2 separate regions of the Mus musculus genome follow, and region 2 is linked to region 1. The links are chromatin loops, found by intact Hi-C in ENCODE. Cell type or tissue: left cerebral cortex. All regions are shown on one strand.

What was found. Hi-C counts contacts between places; a loop is a spot of excess contacts. Peaks named below come from ENCODE experiments on the same cell type or tissue, not always from the same donor. Only the 100,000 strongest peaks of a DNase experiment are listed, where the experiment ranks them.
Region 2: a loop joins it to region 1, with 7 times the contacts of the local background. A loop is called at or near these places in 3 of 42 quality-filtered maps.

What each region holds. Positions count from the first base shown.
Region 1 is chr7:145,197,441-145,199,940 of GRCm38, reverse strand. It overlaps a transcript of Tpcn2 not described here. Among named protein-coding and RNA genes, the nearest start is that of Smim38, 9.4 kb to the left of the region's middle. In left cerebral cortex, a CTCF peak has its summit at 1,196; DNase peaks (open chromatin) are centred at 329, 1,410, 1,615, 2,002 and 1 more place; H3K27ac peaks cover 1,915 bases.
Region 2 is chr7:145,024,463-145,026,962 of GRCm38, reverse strand. No RefSeq gene overlaps it. Among named protein-coding and RNA genes, the nearest start is that of Gm46023, 43 kb to the left of the region's middle. In left cerebral cortex, no CTCF peak of the experiment used is centred here; a DNase peak (open chromatin) is centred at 1,252.

The sequences.
Region 1 (2,500 bases):
CCACCAGGGCAGGGAAGGTGTGGCAGCTGCTCAAACTGTGACTGAAGAGAGGAATGTGTAGCCCGCATGAATGTTGGCACTGTCTTCAGCTCCCTTTCTTTTAATAAAGTCCAGGAGCCAGCCATATGGCACATTCCTTTAATCCCAGCACTTGGGAGGCAGAGGCAGTCAACTTTATAGTTGACTGGATGACTTTTCTTGGAAAATGGAATACAAGCAAACAAACATGACTTCAAATGACAATAACAGATTTTAGTTAAACAGACAGACCCATCTAAATAGAGACAAACCATATGCACAGCATCCTAGTCTCCCTTCAGTGATTATAATGGAACACCCAAGGCCGGGGACTTTATGAAGGAAAGAGGTCTATTTTGTGAACAACTACAGAGGTTCCAGAGCACAGCACAGACATCTGCTTGGCTTTAATGACACTGTCATAAAGGATGACTGAAATGTCTGGAGTGTACAAGTGGGGAGATCCCATAGTACGTGGAAGCGGACCAGAGGGCAGGGGTCAGCCTTGTTCTTTGTTAACAATTTCCCTTGGGAACTAACTGGGCTCCTTTGGGAAACTTAATCTCATTGGAGGAGGGACTCCCAATGACCTAATACCTTCTCATTAGGCCACTCCGCTTTTTTTGTTTGTTTGTTTGTTTGTTTTCAAGACAGGGTTTCTCTGTATAACCCTAGCTGTCCTGGAACTCACTTTGTAGACCAGGCTGGCCTCAAACTCAGAAATCCGCCTGCCTCTGCCTCTTGAGTGTTGGGATTAAAGGCATGCGCCACCACGCCTGGCTAGGCCTCTCCTCTTAAAGGTCCCACAATGTGGCAACCTTTTCACACTGGGGACCAAGAACATGAACCTTTAGGGGGCACACTTCAGCTGTCTCAAACTATAGCTAGAGGAGGCAGCATCAAAGACCCTATTTGTTACATTTATTTATTTGTGTGTGTGTGTGTGTGTGTGTGTGTGTGTGTGTGTGTGTGTGTGTGTGTGTGTCAGAGAACAACTTGCTGGAGTTGATTCTCTCCTTCTACTTCATAGGTCCTAGGGATTGAACTCAGGTCTTCAGGCTTGGTGGCAGGTGCCTTTGCCTAATGAACCCTCTTTCTGGCCCAATACTGTATAAGAGTCACACAGAGCAAGGGAAGAAAAGCAGGAGCCTTTGGAGCTGCAGCAGCCACTGTGGGCATACAGGCAGGGGGTGCTGGTTTTCCTCTGTTCTGTTTCAAGTACCACCACCAATGACAGTGTGGACAGTACAGATCTCAGCACTGGTAGGAAGTCACAGCCTGAAATCTCAGCCCAGTTTGGGCCCCAGACTTCAGGCATCTTCCTTGCTTGGCCTCCAGTGCTGGTCCTGGGAATGAGTCACAGGTTCTAAAAATAAAGTGGAGGGAGCTTTGAAACTGTGTGCTTCCTTTTTAAGCCAGCTGTGCTTGCCTAGGGATCCCCCCGACTGCTGGGTGCGGGTGTCAGGAAAGGCTTGGGGGCCTCTGCCTGCCAGCAGCTGATGGGGGCTCTTTCTCCATTAGCAAGCAACAACATGTGCTGGCCCCTGTGCAGACTCAGCCCTGCGCACTGGGAAGCTGGGATAGTCCCTGCCCACAGTGGCTCCATACTGTACCGAATGGAGAACTCCATGTGGGGAAACAGCTACCATATGGGAGGAGAGTCTTGGGCTGTACACAACAGCAGGGTGCCAGGGAAGCACACCCACAGAGGGAGGGAGAGGGAGGACTACAGTTCTGAGAGGCAGATGGGTGAGGGACTGATGCCCCGGGTCAAATATGCAGGGTAAGCAAAGCCTGAAAACCAGAGGACTAGATCAAGAAGTGACCCTCAGCAGGGAATCTTAGATAACTCACCACCACCACCACGACAAAGATCACCTGGGCAGAGTCCTGGCCATCCTGTGGCTTTGACTCTCCAAAGCTGAGGCTCAGAAACACAGCCAACCAGCTTCCCAGGGAATTCATCTGTTTCCCAGAGCTTGGGCATGCTGATCTTAACACTGCATGCATGGAGGAGAGGTGAGAGATATACAATACCAAGGCGGGTTGGATCCAAACTGTGAGGGATTTGATGGTTGCCTAGGAGTTTGAACAGTAGTGCACACGCAGGCAGGAGAGAGCTATCAGGGACTTAGAGGCTGGGGAGCAGGAGACAAGTGCCTTAGGTCTGGATTGAGAATTAGTACTGGGAGCCATGAGGGTGATTGGCTGATGAGGGGGCTGGACTACTGCAGTGGTGTGAGAAAGGGTTAGGGGGTCCGACAGAGTTGCAGGGAGAGTATTTGACTAGGTGTCCCTTAGATTCAGGAGGGAACCCTGAAATAATTACAGGAGACACATGTAGAGTGTAAGAGAATAGAGGGGAGGGAGGGAGGGAGGGAGGAGGAAGAAGAAGATGGAGGAAAGAAGATAAGACGAGGAGGGAGAGGAGCAGGAGAAGAAGGAAGATGGATGGAAGCTAGCTGGCAGGAGGAAGGAGATA
Region 2 (2,500 bases), 170 kb after region 1:
GTGGAAATTCTAAATATGGAGCTGGGAGGGGAAGTGGGAAATCCCCCTCCACCCCAGCCCTGTGGCTCTCCACCTTACCTTACCATCTGACTTCTGGGGCCTGGGTGCTGGGGATGGAATGCATGAAGGCCTGAGGACTGGGGAATGGAGACTGCATTCTATTTTAAATTACATCAAAAAGGAATCTGAGGGCTGTGGAAATAGCTCAGTTAGTGGTGCTTACTAAGTAATCATGAAGACCTAAGCTCTGATCCCCAGGGATGGTGTGGCACACAAAATCCCAGGGCTGAGAGACAAAGAAAGAAGGATCCCTGAGGTCTGTTGGCCAACCAGCCTGGCCAATTGTGAAGCTCCTGCTTCAGTGAGTGTCCCAAGTAGGGTGGGAGGCAGTGAAGGAAGACACTGAGAATTGGCCTCTAGACCCCATGTGGATGTGTGTGGGCACACATGTGCATGCACGAATCTTATCCATGTGGATGTGTGTAGGTATAGACATGCACATGTGTGTGCATACAGGACTATTCTCTGCTATCCTCAACCATCTTTTGTTGAGCTCTGAAATGGCTACACTATACCCCTGAGCATCCAGTATCATTGGAAACTTCAAGAGACACTGGGCTGGTGACCATGGTGACCCATGAAGCCTGTCGTGGGACCATTCAAGAAGGTGCTGGATGTGTTGGCCTAATTTTGGGACCATGCCATCCAGCCACAAAAACATCCCTGAACTTTAGGGGAGGCATGGGTAACTTAAAGACTGCTGTGTAGTCTCCTTTGTTGGCTGCCCAACCCTGGAGGCCCTGTCCCTAGCCGCGCCTGCCAACAGAGGCAGAACCAGAAGTCAGGCATTTCCGATGGCTCTTCCCACCGGAGAAGGAGGCCAGGAGGCCATCGGGTGATGGGAGCCCTAGCACCAAAAGTTGGCCTCCAAAAATAGCCCTTTCATCCTGTGTTGGGGGCTGTGGGCTATACCCCTGCAGGAAAACAGACAGAGCATATGGAAGCTTCCAATGACTGCACGAGGTACCAGCTGGCCTTTGAACCTGACAATCCTGTCTCCACCATTGTGCAAATCACACACATACTCAACTCCCAGTCCACAACTGAGCTAGGCTGGGCCTCACAGGTGTATGCCCAGGAATCCTCAGAGGGAACTCTCTCTTACTCTGGGCTAGGAGAGCTGTGGCTACTGCCCTGGGAGCATGTCCCTTAGAGATGCTACTGTGTCGCTATCATGGAGGCTGTGCCTGGGTTGTGAGCAGGCATGACTCACAGGCCTGCTCAGCGGATTCAGCCTCTGGAGCAGTTTCCTGCAGATAAGCCCGATATACAAGGGAAACCTGGCCAGGAGGGTGTCCTTTTCAGAGCACTTCCTCCAAGCCCCCTCCACCCCCGCCCCCCCCCCCGGGCTCATTTGTCATTCCAAGCATAGTTTCAGCTGCACTAAGGGATTTCCTCATTAAAGTCAACTTCCTCCTAGGTTAACTACACCTCTTGGCATCTGAGACCATCCCATTTTCTGATTTATTTATTTATTTATTTAACTCCAAGTCTCATGGTGGGTGGGGCTCTACTGCCCTTTGGGTGGACCTGCCAGCACCTAGGCAGCCTGGCAGGACAGGGCCTCCTGTACAGGCTGCCTCTCTAAGGCTTTCTCCTGCAAGATGAAGTTTTGGCCTAGACTGTATTGAGGGCTGTAATGGTGGGGGGTGTGGATGTTCCATATTAGCTTGCAGTGCCCCCACCTCCCTTGGCCCTAGCCAGCCCCAGCCCTGTAGACTGGATTCCCATCTAGATCTGCCAGGCACAACTATGGGCTCCCAGGAAGTGGAGGCAAGGAGACCCCTCAAGGCAATCTTGAGTGGGGTGAAGGACAAGGGGCTTCCCTTAGGACCTAGCAAGGTTGCTTGAGATTAAAAAGTGAAGCTAGAGAGAAACAGCTCACTGGGTTGTGGAGTACTCAGTGAAAGGCCCAAGCTCTGCTCTTTGTCTCCAGGCCTTTCACATCCTGCAGCTCGGTGAATTTTAGCCAGGATAGGTGATTTCCCAGAAGAACTGCTGGTGCCGGCCTGGCAGGCTTTTTCCCAGATGGAACCAGATAAGATGAGTTGTGTTTGGAGCTGACCACTTAGTCAGGAAATGAGGTAGCACTGTGGGCTATTTTAGGGCAAGATTCCAGAAGGTCCTCTTCAGCCAAGTAGAGGCCACCATGGCCTTCCTGCTGGGAAGAGTAGACAGTCCACATTGTATAAGGTACCTGTGCCTAATGGGACTTGTGGGCCTGTCTCTAGAATGGGGGTGGGGTGAGGTACAGACTTACCAGGGGCATTCTGACAACTGGACAGAGGGGGAATGGTTGTTTAACTCAAAGCCAGCTGGATGGAGCAGGGGGCTGGTGCCATGAGATCCGAGATCAAGCAGAAGGAAGAAAGAGTATAGATGTGGGAAAATGGATGGGTGGATGGACAGACGGATGGATGGATGGATGGATGGATGGATG